Regions from separate parts of the Homo sapiens genome. Here regions 2, 3 and 4 are each linked to region 1. Evidence: chromatin contacts called from ENCODE Hi-C or POLR2A ChIA-PET data. All regions are on one chromosome and are shown on one strand. The core of a region is the stretch at or near the end of the contact, and the rest is flanking DNA. Distances in the headings are between cores, read along the strand shown.

Region 1 (3,070 bases), core at 329-2,828:
TGTTGGGTTTAGTATCTTAAAAATTATTTATAAGTTAAAATACTTTCTCCTGTTCCTGAAATATTACATTACAATGGACAGTTTAGAAAGACAGGCTGTGTTTTTGCAGCTCACAGTACCCTGCAATAACACTGTAGATTGTCACTGGTACATGTTTACCAGTTTAAGTGAACCAGACTTCACATATGCATGTTCCCAGCTAATTTGTACTGTTTGTATTTCTGACTTGTTCTGTGTTTGTGTCTCTTCTTGTGCTTACTTGGAGAACTCTTTATTAGGAACTTCCTAATATCAATAAGTAGAGCTTTGGAAATTTTAATAACTCCCTAATATTCAAGAGCACTATAGCCCCATGAAGTCTGTTTCTGCTTTAATATTTGAATCAAATCACAAGAAACTCTTCAGCTCAAAGTTTTTAGTTTTTTAAAAGATGTATTTACTATAATGGGGCACCAGGCCTCTGATCATTATATGAACTATATTCCATATTGTTTGTTGCTTTGACTAACAGAATTTCAGAATCTAATTAATAAGCCTTTTTATCAGCTCGGCCTACATCTTATTATCTCTTTCATTTCAGCTCTATCTGTACAGCTCTATACTGTAATAATAGTATGAATTAAATGAAAAGGAAAATGTAAGCAGTCATTTCCAGTTGCTGCTTGTAGTTTCTTTATTCCCTCCGGACTTCTTATATGAATTCAGAAAGTTCCTAAAAATGTTTTTTTAGGAACGAAGATTTTCATTTCATTTCTGATTTTGTATAAATACAAATAACTTTAAATATTGCCTTTGATTTTTCTTCTCTCACAATTTTCCAAATCCAGGATGGTACCTTGTTTGATGGTCGACCAATAGAGTCTCTGTCCCTGATAGATGCCGTAATGCCTGATGTAGTACAAACAAGACAACAAGCTTATAGAGATAAGCTTGCACAGCAACAGGCAGCAGCTGCTGCAGCTGCCGCAGCTGCAGCCAGCCAACAAGGATCTGCAAAAAATGGAGAAAACACAGCAAATGGGGAGGAGAATGGAGCACATACTATAGCAAGTGAGCTCAGACAAGAATTTTTTTTTAATTACATGGTTTATTTATTTATTTTTTTAAACTTTTAATTCGGGGTACATGTGCAGGTTTGTTATATAGATGAACTCATATCACAGGGGTTTGTTGTACAGACTATTTCATCACCCAGGTACTAAGCCTAGTGCCCAATAGTTATTTTTTCTGATCCTCCTCTTCCTCCCACCCTCCACCCCCCAGGAAGGTCCCAGGAGACAAGAATTTTTAAAAATTTTTTCTCAGAAGAAATGCCCCATCTTCTATGCTGAAATAATTTCATCTGTTAACTTGCACCAACTTGTTTCCCTAACTTGTATCACACAGTTCAATTCAGATTTTTATTCCTAAAGCTCCAAAAAGCTAGATTTACTTTTATTTTCTTTTTAAAATATCTAGAAACCCTTTTCCCATTGTTAAATGAATTTTTACATCTACATTTGATTTCTAAATAAAATTTGTAATACTAGTTATCAACAAATAACCATAGAGCTCTGACATCGAGATAAAAGGCAACTCATGTTATATGAATGATATCAGCAACCCCTACTGGCAGAAACTCAGAATAGTACTGATAGACATTATATTTAATTCAAACCATTTTATCGTTTTATCCATGTTTAGGTCTAATCATTTAAAGTCTCCCATCCCACTCCCACCCCCACCCCTCTAAAAAAAAAGTATGTGGTCAATACTTAATTAAAGATAAGAATTTATTTTCTGTGTGACTAAGACTGTGTAGTCATGTTCAGCTTAACTGGATATAATTGAAAAATGTTACACTGTGTGCGATAAAGGAAGGTATTTGCTAGTTAAGAAATCACCCATCCACCATGTTGTAATACTGCCTAACTGGAAATGCTTACTTGTGTTTCACGATGCAGATAATCATACTGATATGATGGAAGTGGATGGGGATGTTGAAATCCCTCCTAATAAAGCTGTTGTGTTGCGGGGCCATGAATCTGAAGTTTTTATCTGTGCCTGGAACCCTGTTAGTGATCTCCTAGCATCAGGGTATGTTTCTCAAAGTGATACTAAAATGACTTAAAAATATCTTATTGAACATTTTATAAACATATGCATTATTCAGGTTTTCTGTTGTTGCTTAGTTGTGGCCATTTTGTCTCTGTAAATTTTTTATTCCTTCATGAAGTAATTGTAGAATTTTTAATTAAACTTACTATTTCGAGAATGCTTGGGGGTCCCAACGTGTAGAATGGGAAAAATACTGGAAATGAAAATTCGTGATAGTCGTTTTTATTTGCCTTATTAATATTCAGATGTAAATATGTTGCCTTGTTCTGATACGTGAGAATGTCATGAGGATCTAAAATATATTGCATACTTTTATAGGTCTGGAGACTCAACAGCAAGAATATGGAATCTTAGTGAGAACAGCACCAGTGGCTCTACACAGTTAGTACTTAGACATTGTATACGAGAAGGAGGGCAAGATGTTCCAAGCAACAAGGATGTCACATCTCTAGATTGGAATGTGAGTATCACTATATCCATGATGGATATAATTACTAGTATACCTAACCCTCAGAGCCTCATACTCACGGCAGGGTTTGTCTATTTGTTCAGAATTTGGGGTTTTATTAACTAGTAACAACAAACCGGGAGTCGTCCCCTGCCAGCCCTCTCCCCCACTGTGGGACACAGACTTGCCTTAGTCAGACCAAGGTTCAACATCCAGCTCTTCAGTGTATCCCACAGCATATCCTTGGTTAAATTGTTACTTTTTACTCTGTACTTCATTTTCTTTAAATGTCAAGTAGAAGTGTGAAAATGGTACCTAAATATTTGAGATAATAGGTGAAAATTCTTACCATAATAACAAACAACATACTAAATCTATAACAACCGAGTCCTTAGGGGATAAAAGAATTCTGTGTAGCAAAAAACATGTTCTTGTTTTTCTCTGTATTCTGTGAACTGGTAGAACTTTATTACCAATTTCCTTTTAGGGATCATTAGTCTAGACAACGTCTGAATTTTATTCCCA
Region 2 (3,070 bases), core at 149-2,648, 490 kb before region 1:
CTCCCTGCACCTTAGGCCTTCAGAAATGAGTTTTTCCAAATATTGTTTGAAATCACAGAAAGAATTCACAACCAGAGTATATATACCTGCTTCTTTGAATAAGTGCTTCTTCTCTTACAAGCACTGAATCTAAGATCTGAGGCTAAAGATGGGTGAAACTCTTCCTCATACTCTCTAGGGATAAAGTAGTGGCATTCTTCATGTAAAATGGACTCTCTCCATTGGCCCCATGTAGTATAATGTTCAGATTTACAAATTTGTATTTTATTCCCTCCAATGAATGCATAGCAATATATAATACAGATAGATCCAGTTAAAGACACTTTCAGACCCTGAGTGACTGAGTTTAAAAAGTCAAACACAGAAATTAGACAAATGATATATGTGAAGTAAAGAGAATTTGGAAGCATTGATCAACAAAGAGGATATATTAAATATAGAGATGAAGAAAAGTAACTTGAACTGAATGAAAGAACAATGAAAATGTTACACAACATTTTAAAAGAGGCACCAATGACAAACATTGGTTGAGTAAATAATTATCTTAGGGAAAAAGTCAGGAGAGCACCTTAATTAAATTACTTAATTTAATTAAAGAGTTTCATTAACTTATTAAAACCTTCAAAAATCCATGGGTTTCCTCTAACAAAGCCTGCTGAAGCCCACTGTGGGCGGGATGCTGTGCTCTCAGTGGAAGGGTAATGCCAGAGAAGAAGATGGAGGAGAACTGGGTTTGAGCCCCAGTGTTATCCTTTGCTGCAGGACTTTAAGCAAGGTGCTCAGCTTCTCTGGGTCTGGTTTCTACAACTGCAAGATGTGTGATTAGACTAGATTAAAAGTAGCAAACTGGAGATCAAAAGGCTGCTCTCCAAATGAACCATAACAAAAACATTTTGGAAACTACATAAAAATCAAGACTGCTGGATTTTCCTGAAAAGTTAGAGTAGCCCCTCACTTTGGTTAGCCTTACTGTACGCAATAATAGGCTGGAGCTGATTGTCTTTCTGCCAGGGGAAAGTATAGTTCCCTAGTGGTATGTGGAGTCAGCAAATGTCTGCTTACACAATTACACTTTGCCCTGCTTCACTCACTTAAATTACCTGCCCGGGCCTGGGAGCATTTACATTTGTACCACTGAATAGCTGTTCTCCATCATCCCATTTGGTCTTCAGACTCCATAATCCTTTAAAGCTCTGCACCTGGAATGAAAAATCCAGCACAGTGAATTCTCGTCTTACTCTCTAATTTCAATCATCCCACCAGTTGGAGAAAAGCACTTAGAGATTTGGATCTAGAAACTGAAACGTATGTACTGATGGTCTGAAAACTCTTTAAAAAATAAACTAACCACCTTCCACCCCTCACGTGTCACTGTGGTATTTACTTTAGCTTCCTGTTCATCCGCTTTGCTTCCTGTCCAAGTTGATTTCTGCTTTACAGTCAAATGTACAAAGACTTTCCATAGTAATCAATTTCAAAGCATAACATTAATCTTTTTCACTTGAACCAAACACTTCAGAAACCTAAAATGCTAACTTAATGAGAATAATACCTGGATGCCAAAGATGGAACCCTTGAAGCTTTTTAAACAACTAAAGGATTTCCTGCAAACACTAAATCTTGTCTCTTACCCCTTTTTAAACCACTTCCATAAAAGGAAATATATTCTATTTTGACCAGACCGAGCACAAACACAAGGTTAAAAATGTTTGCCTGACACTTTTCAATACCCCTGCTTTGAATGCAGCAGTTTGTTTTGCTGCCGTATTTCTTTCAAATGATGTGCTTTGTGAGAATTCTAGATTCATCAAAATACCTATAAGCAAAGTTTTTAGTAGAAAGCGTTAGCTAGCTGCTTGCATGCTTTTGAATGTGAGAGATTTTCCCATATGTTGCCATATCATTTAGATTATATCTAAGTGATGCCAAAAAACTGGAGGAAAAGAGGGAGATTCTATTATCTATGTTTTATCTGCAAGTCACCAAACAGATAGCTGTTTCAGATCACCCAGCTGTGTGGCAACATATAGCTAAAACATCTGGGTGATTAGCTGAATTACTCATTTTCATCAAGACATTTTGTTCTCCTATAGACAATATCTGAGCTGTACACATGGATGTGTACAGTATATGCGTGTGTTTACCTATGTACATGTGTCCCTAAGATGACAAATTTAAGCAATTGTTTTAGACACAAAATGCAGGGTGAGATCTCCCTTCATCTCCTGCTGGACGATTCTAACAACCAATGGCTCTTTTCCATCTATGCCTGCCAACCCTGAATCAGGCCAAGGAGCAAAGCTGGGAGGTCAACCCAGGCAAAGCCAGCAGAAAAGGGCTGTACTTCCCTTCTTTGCAATCCCAAGCCAAGAATTGCTGACCCTGAGTGTGCACACAAATTGCTGGTAGATGAGGCATTGGGGAATGCAGCAGGGGCGGGAAGAATCACAAAATAATAGAAAGCTACTATTTAAAATGTGCATATTCGGTACAAGGCTCTAGGCTAAATGTCTTTACCTGCATTGTCCCATTTGATTCTCACAATAACTCTTTAAGGCAAGAACTATTATTCTCACTCTCCTACTTTTTTTTCTTTGGTTTTTTGGTGGTGTTTGTTTGTGTTTTTTTGTTTTTTTTTTTTTTTTTTTTTACAAATGAGGAGACTCAGAAAAGTTAAGTAACAAGCAAGTGTCTGTATTTGAAGGCAAGTTTGTCTGACTTCCAAACACACCTCTTAGTAATGCAACTACACTGCTTAGTCTGGGTTGCAGGTGGCCACCCTCCTCAAAGTGACACTGGAGCACTTTCAAAGCATGTCATCCCAGGCTGAGATGATAGTCCTGGTTAAGCTCCCTCCCCACAAGATTATAAAGTAGAGTAATGGTGACAACTGCCCCTGTGCTGATCCAAAGCTTCACTACTGAAACCTTAGTTAATTCCCTAAAATCTTTGAGCAGGGTTCGGGAGGAAGAGGGAACCAAAGTTACGCAGTCTTCACAATAAAAATACATGCCATTTGAATCACTAAAGTGGGCAAGGTATAATTTATACTGTTATATTTCAAGCTGAC
Region 3 (3,070 bases), core at 151-2,650, 470 kb before region 1:
GAGGCAGGAGAATCGCTTGAACCCAGGAGGTGGAGGTTGCAGTGAGCTGAAATGTCTCCACTGCACTTCAACCTAGGTGACAGTGAGTAAGACTCCTTCTCAAAAAAAAATTTTTTGGCTGGGCATGGTGGCTCACTCCTGTAATCCCAGCACTTCGGGAGGCCAAGTCGGGCAGATCACAAGGTCAGGAGATCAAGACCATCCTGGTCAACATGGTGAAACCCTGTCTCTACTAAAATACAAAAAATTAGCCAGGTGTGGTGGCGCGCACCTATAGTCCCAGCTACTCAGGAGGCAGGGGAATCACTTGAACCCGGGAGGCGGAGGTTGCAGGGAGTGGAGATCGTGCCACTGCAGTCCAGCCTGGAGACAGAGCAAGACTCTGTCTCGAAACAAAAAAAAAAACTTTTATTTTCTTACTGCTCATGTTGCCTTTAGGTAGTCACCTAATCAAAAAGTAAAAACGAAGCTATCACTTAGAAATTCATCTCCTCTCATTTTACATACAGTGGAATGACATGAACTCAGTCCACATTAACAGGCATTCTCAAATTCTACCATGGGAAAAAATACTGGTTGAGGAGTCAGAAAATATGGGCTATTTAATAGATTATCTCTCATCGATGGAACATGGGCCTTTACTTCTCTGTCCCTAAACTGAAATGACAGGGCTTAACCTGGTGGTGTCTAAAGTCTTCCAATTCTGAAAATGCCCTGGCCACAGAAGGTATCAATTTTCTAGTTGGGGGCGCTGTGTGTTTATTTGTTTGTGTGTTTATAACTCTCTGTATTTTCCCTGGCAAGAGAAAGGGTGTTCTACAACCATTTATTCATGATTAATGATGTGGCTTGTGAACTTGAACCAGAGACTGTTCACCAGAAGCTTTTAGTTTGAAAAATTCCTGACTGTGGCCAAAACCAATGCTATGAAACAAAAGAAATGAGACAGTGCCTGCCTGCAGCCCACTGACCTGCAGCCCCAGGCGGAGCTCAGGCCGAGACCCCGAGAAAAGGGAACAGCTGGGGCCTGCTGGGACAGCACACACGGCCTCTCACCAGCTCATGCTGCACCCGATCTGAGGCTACCCAGCAGCAGTTTGGCTGCCCCCCAACCAGATTATAAATTCCTCAAGGGCAAAGAACACATCCTTTATATTTTTCCTGTATCCATATGGTGCAGAAAAAAAAAATAAAAGATTTTTGGGCTGGCATCCCAGCCAGAAACTGAAGAATGTTATCCATCCCCCACCCCCACAAGCCTCCTCCTCCCTTAAAATCACAAGAGGAAGACATTCAGGAATAGCTTTTGAGAAATGCCTCCCTCCTTCCGGCCTAAGAAGATATGTAAGTAGTTCATGTTCTCCCACACTGGAAGGGGAGACTCAAGCCCGTTGATGCATTAAATGAGACATTCCTGAATCAGAAGGATCATAGGTCAGCTCAAGCATTCGGTTGTGTTTGCAGCTCATTTCAGTAAGGCTGATTAACAGAAGAGCCAGACCCTTGTTCTGGCACCAGCTGTGTGGCCGGAACCTCTGTGACTAGAGACACCCCAGCCGGAATCAACAGGCCCGACCTGGACACGTGCATCGCGGCAGCAAGGTTAGCCAGTGTCAGCTCAGCCAAAGAATTTCTGGTTGTGCTGACTGAGAGGGTACACTCAGAACTTTGGACATGAAAGGATTCACTGAGGGATGAAAACACGGTATAGCATACCTAAGTATCCTCAGATTTTAATTTTGTCCCCTCTATAGCACATTTCAATGAGTAACACACAGCTAGGTGAATTACTGGTCACTCACTAAGCAATTGTTAAATTATTCTAGCTTCCTTTAATGAGAACAGAAACAAAGTTGCCACATACACACTAGTTCTGCTTTGTGATTTATTGTTGCCCATTGCCATCGTCATCATCATTGTTATCATTACTAAAGTAATATACACTTAGTGTAAAAAGAAAAAAATGCCAACGGTGTACAAGGAGATAAAGTTAAAGTTTCTGTTTTCATATTCTCTTCTAATCTTTCCCCCATCTCAACTTGACCCTCTCTGAATTGTTTCCTAAAACTACTAGAAGATTTACAAAAACTTCTAAAAATGTGCCATATATCACATACATGTAAATATGCATAGAAAAATATTACAGACATAAATGCATATAAACACAAACATATTCATGCACATACCTATGTATATATACAGTTTTTTCCCACAAATTGATCAGAGTACACTGTCTGGGACATAATGTTTTCACTTAGTATATATCTGACATTCATAGGAAAGCAAATAAATCTATGTATTCTTTACAATGACTTCATAGTATTCTATTATAAAGCTAAGACATAATCTATTCTGTGGGGGGTTTTTTTGTTTTGGTTTTGGTTTTTTGGGTTTTTTTGCACCATCTTTTCTCTGGAGTCCATGTTTCTAATAGTTTATTCCTTCCGAATTTATTTAAGCTCAGTTTCCAATGCATGGAGCTGACTGTTCTAGTTGTTCCTGCCACCACTGTTGCTATTTACGGGTTATATTTTTGTATATTCCATCTGTCTTTGTCTCTTTGCCTGTACAGTTCATACATTGCTTTATACTGCTGAAAGAGCCCCTCCTTGCTATCCTCCGAGGGAAACTCACACCTCCTCTGATTGTCTCTCGCACTTTATACACTGCATCTACCTGTGCTGAGCTCCGGTTCCAGGCAAGCACATTGTCTCCCAGGCCTTGCTGACCCATAGTGCTCCCTTCCTGTGGCACTCCCAGTCTGGATTCTCCAGGCTGCATTTCACCTTTGACCATCCATCCTTAAAGGACAGATCTCAAGCCTTTGTCATTCTCTAGGGAACTATGCCCTGGCTGCATAGCTACAAGGTCACTGACCTCATGGGTTGCAATGTCCTACTTCAATTGAGCACATCTGCTGGGCCCCAAATGGTCTTACCCTGTCATATTTCTCTCAACATCCCTGCCTCCCAGTTTCTCTAAGTTGCCAAATAAGAAGGAGGAATTTCCAGACAAAGCATCACCAAGGAGATTCTCACGCCACCCACCCTCACCCTTCTTTGTGCAGAAA
Region 4 (3,070 bases), core at 205-2,704, 450 kb before region 1:
TTCATGATCATCTGCTGGCATGCTCTTGAGAAGGCTCTAGGGTGAATAGATAACCTCAGCTGTCCGGTGATTCATTTCGCTATGTAAAATCTGAAATAATGATAATGTATTTTGCATGTGTGTGTGTAAAATTAACACTCACTTATTCCCAAATAAACCAATAACAATTTCCAGTGCCTATACCAAAAGCTTGACCAACAAAACTATAACTACCAGAAAGGGTAGTGAATATAACCTAACCCTATTTTCTTTTTTTTCTTTTTTTTTCTTTTTTTTTATTATACTTTAAGTTCTAGGGTATGTGTGCACAACGTGCAGGTTTGTTACATAGGTATACATGTGCCATGTTCATTTACTGCACCCATCAACTCGTCATTTACATTACATATTTCTCCTAATGCTGTCCCTCCCCCAGCCCCCCACCCCCTGACAGGCCACGGTGTGTGATGTTCCCCACCATGTGTCCATGTGTTCTCACTGTTCAACTCCGACCTATGAGTGAGAACATGCTGTGTTTGGTTTCCTGTCCTTGTGATAGTTTGCTTAGAGTGATGGTTTCCAGCTTCATGCATGTCCCTGCAAAGGACATGAACTCATCCTTTTTTATGGCTGCATAGTATTCCATGGTGCATATGTGCCACATTTTCTTAATCCAGTCTATCATTGATGGACATTTGATAACCTAACCCTATTTTCTAAAGCTGGTCATAGACTCCCCTTCACTAGGCAAGGGGCCCTTAAGTAAGAAGATGTCCAGCAAAGTGAATCTAAGACATACAAAATGGTGAGTTTCCATATTGGGTTATGTCTCACTCTAACAAAGCCGTCTTTCATTATGGATATAATTTAAAAGTGCCTATATAGGTGTGTATATGTGTATATCATATACACTTTGAATAGATAGCATTATCGATTCACACATCCACAGTCGTCAATAATACTGCGAATTACCTAGGAGACAGCACAGTGGTAATAGAGAGGCCTTGGAGCTAGATAAGTCTGTGATAGAATTTTGACTTCATCTTTTCTTGAGCCTCAGTTTCCTCATCTGTGAAATGTGAATAAACATGCCTGCCATTTAGACCTGTTGAAAGGATTAAAGAAGACAGTACCTAGACAGATAAATAGTAAAGTTGTTACATTTATTACTACAGGATCTGTTATTATTTGACTAGCATGTAATCTACTAATATTGCACAACCTTGATTCTTATTCTCTAAGGTGAAGTAGAGCTGATCGCTAAGTCCCCATTGCTGCCAAATTCTGTTTTCAGTGACATTTTAAGAACAGCCTCCCTCCGCATGTCCACAGGGAACTGTCAGGCCCAGGGGCACCTCTGCTGCTTCCCAGTAGGAAGCTCCCTCGAGAAAGCAAGCAGGGAGCGGGTTTCTATGATCCCACCAAGATTTGGCTGAGCTCCACTTTCAGCCTAGTGACTCATGCACCTTGAGTTGCTAAGGGAATTGAAAGTGTTGCCAAGGAATTTTGCAGTTTGCAGCAGGTGGATGTAGAAATTACAGAACCACTTTCTTCAAATCAGTAGCAGTGGATGTTTGTGCCCACAAGGATGAGGGCACTTTGGCAAGCACCCTAACCAACTTCTCCTCATACTTCAAAACAGACCCCAAACCATGTTTTCACCTTCTAGTGGTATATGAATGCACAGATGCAGAAGTAAAACCTGGTCCTGAGCAGAGGGTCTAAATCTGCAGGCGTCAACAAATATGTTACAACATTTTTTTAATGTGAATGGTCAATTGACTTTTATGAAACTGAATATTAACTGATAAATGATTACACTGTTCATCAATTATTTCACTTTAGATATAATCTGAAATCTTTCAAAAGATGTTTGTCTCTCCTTATCAATACAATTGATTGTTTTATCTCAGTGCTGCATTTTCGGCAATTTTCTCATATCTAACTTTCGGTTTATAAATTTTTTTGCTTTAGCTGTCTTTAACCAGCTGATTAAACCATGCACTGCATTTCCATTTCAATGACGATATTTTGCAATTCTAGAAAATTTATTTAACTATTTTTGAATTTTTTTTTAGTATTCCGCTTAAGTTTATGTGTTGGTGTTTTGGCTATATCTATTTGTATAGTTTTTTTATGATTGCGCTAAGGATAATGAAATACATACCTAACCTCTTACAGTCTATTTAGATGGAATATTTTACCACTACAAGCAAAACATGGAAGTCCTGCAACCCTTTGCCTTCTCCCGTTTGTGTCACAGCTGTCAGATGCTTTGCATATACATACCGAGAAACCCTACCAAAGTTACAATTTTTTTTTTTATATACGAAGTCTAGCTCTTGTCCTCCAGGCTGGAGTGCCATGGCATGATCTCAGCCCTCTGCAACCTCCCCTTCCAGGGTTCAAACGATTCTCCTGCCTTGGCCTCCCCAGTAGCTGGGATTACAGGTATGTGCCACAACACCTGGCTAATTTTTGTATTTTTAGTAGAGATGGGGTTTCACCATGTTGGCCACAGTGGTCTTGAACTCCTGACCTTAGGTGATCCACGCGCCTCGGCTTCCCAAAGTGTGGGATTACAGGCGTGAGCCACCGCTTCCAGCCACACTATGCCTAGCCAAAAGTTACAACTTTTGCTTTCAATAGTCATACATATTTTAAGAACTTAAAATATTAAGTTCTTAATATTAATATATTAATATTACCAGACAGTTTTTATATTACCCAGTTACCATTCTCTTCCATTTCTGAAGTTTCAAGTTTCTCTAGTATCACTTCCCTTAAGCCTAACTACTTCCTTTAGCATTTCTTTTAGATGGGTCTGCTGGTAATAAATTTTCTTCATTTTATCATCTTGCTGAGCCAATAAGCAGTTTGTTTAATTTCTCCTTCACAAAGGGTGCAAGTAATTAATCGAGTAGAACAGAAAAAGGGTAAAGATTGGATATGGAAGAAAACAGGTGAGTGACCAACGCCATATCTAATGCAAAGCAGCTTCCAATGAAGCCCCTTTTTCTTTTAAGCAGGTCTCAGGAACTCAGCTTTTTTTAGTATCCTTCTGCATTTGTCACTACCAGCCTATCACATG

Evidence for each region. Hi-C counts contacts between places; a loop is a spot of excess contacts on that map. ChIA-PET counts read pairs that join two places held with the same protein, here RNA polymerase II (POLR2A). Pooled maps may share reads with other maps.
Region 2: a map of CD4-positive, alpha-beta memory T cell shows a loop between it and region 1 (3-fold over the local background). The contact joins two enhancer-like sites. A Hi-C loop is called at or near these places in 3 of 168 maps with a recorded cell type or tissue (CD4-positive, alpha-beta memory T cell, Calu3 and naive thymus-derived CD4-positive, alpha-beta T cell), 6 of 37 single-sample maps with no recorded cell type and 12 of 50 pooled maps. POLR2A ChIA-PET finds 5 or more read pairs at or near these places in 3 of 52 experiments (CD8-positive, alpha-beta memory T cell, GM12878 and activated B cell).
Region 3: a map of IMR-90 shows a loop between it and region 1 (12-fold over the local background). The contact joins two enhancer-like sites. A Hi-C loop is called at or near these places in 3 of 168 maps with a recorded cell type or tissue (Calu3, IMR-90 and gastrocnemius medialis) and 1 of 50 pooled maps. POLR2A ChIA-PET finds 5 or more read pairs at or near these places in 1 of 52 experiments (CD4-positive, alpha-beta T cell).
Region 4: a loop to region 1 is called in a map of Calu3, with 2.5 times the contacts of the local background. The contact joins two enhancer-like sites. A Hi-C loop is called at or near these places in 2 of 168 maps with a recorded cell type or tissue (Calu3 and HCT116) and 12 of 50 pooled maps.

Annotation. Positions count from the first base shown.
Region 1 is chr3:177,049,484-177,052,553 of GRCh38, reverse strand. TBL1XR1 (TBL1X/Y related 1) reads left to right here. Exons shown (of 16, transcript NM_024665.7): 5 at 828-1,050; 6 at 1,944-2,076; 7 at 2,416-2,557. Among named protein-coding and RNA genes, the nearest start is that of TBL1XR1-AS1, 14 kb to the right of the region's middle. Within about 2 kb of position 1,578, at least 4 of the 41 ENCODE cell types and tissues checked have a DNase peak (open chromatin) inside an H3K27ac peak, as active enhancers do.
Region 2 is chr3:177,537,524-177,540,593 of GRCh38, reverse strand. It overlaps LINC00578 (long intergenic non-protein coding RNA 578), which reads right to left. Exons shown (of 4, transcript NR_047568.1): 2 at 1,101-1,199. Among named protein-coding and RNA genes, the nearest start is that of LINC00578, 97 kb to the right of the region's middle. Within about 2 kb of position 1,398, at least 9 of the 41 ENCODE cell types and tissues checked have a DNase peak (open chromatin) inside an H3K27ac peak, as active enhancers do.
Region 3 is chr3:177,514,766-177,517,835 of GRCh38, reverse strand. The region is part of intron 1 of LINC00578 (long intergenic non-protein coding RNA 578); the gene reads right to left. Among named protein-coding and RNA genes, the nearest start is that of LINC00578, 74 kb to the right of the region's middle. RefSeq lists an enhancer at 527-1,291. Within about 2 kb of position 1,400, at least 15 of the 41 ENCODE cell types and tissues checked have a DNase peak (open chromatin) inside an H3K27ac peak, as active enhancers do.
Region 4 is chr3:177,496,780-177,499,849 of GRCh38, reverse strand. The region is part of intron 1 of LINC00578 (long intergenic non-protein coding RNA 578); the gene reads right to left. Among named protein-coding and RNA genes, the nearest start is that of LINC00578, 56 kb to the right of the region's middle. Within about 2 kb of position 1,454, at least 5 of the 41 ENCODE cell types and tissues checked have a DNase peak (open chromatin) inside an H3K27ac peak, as active enhancers do.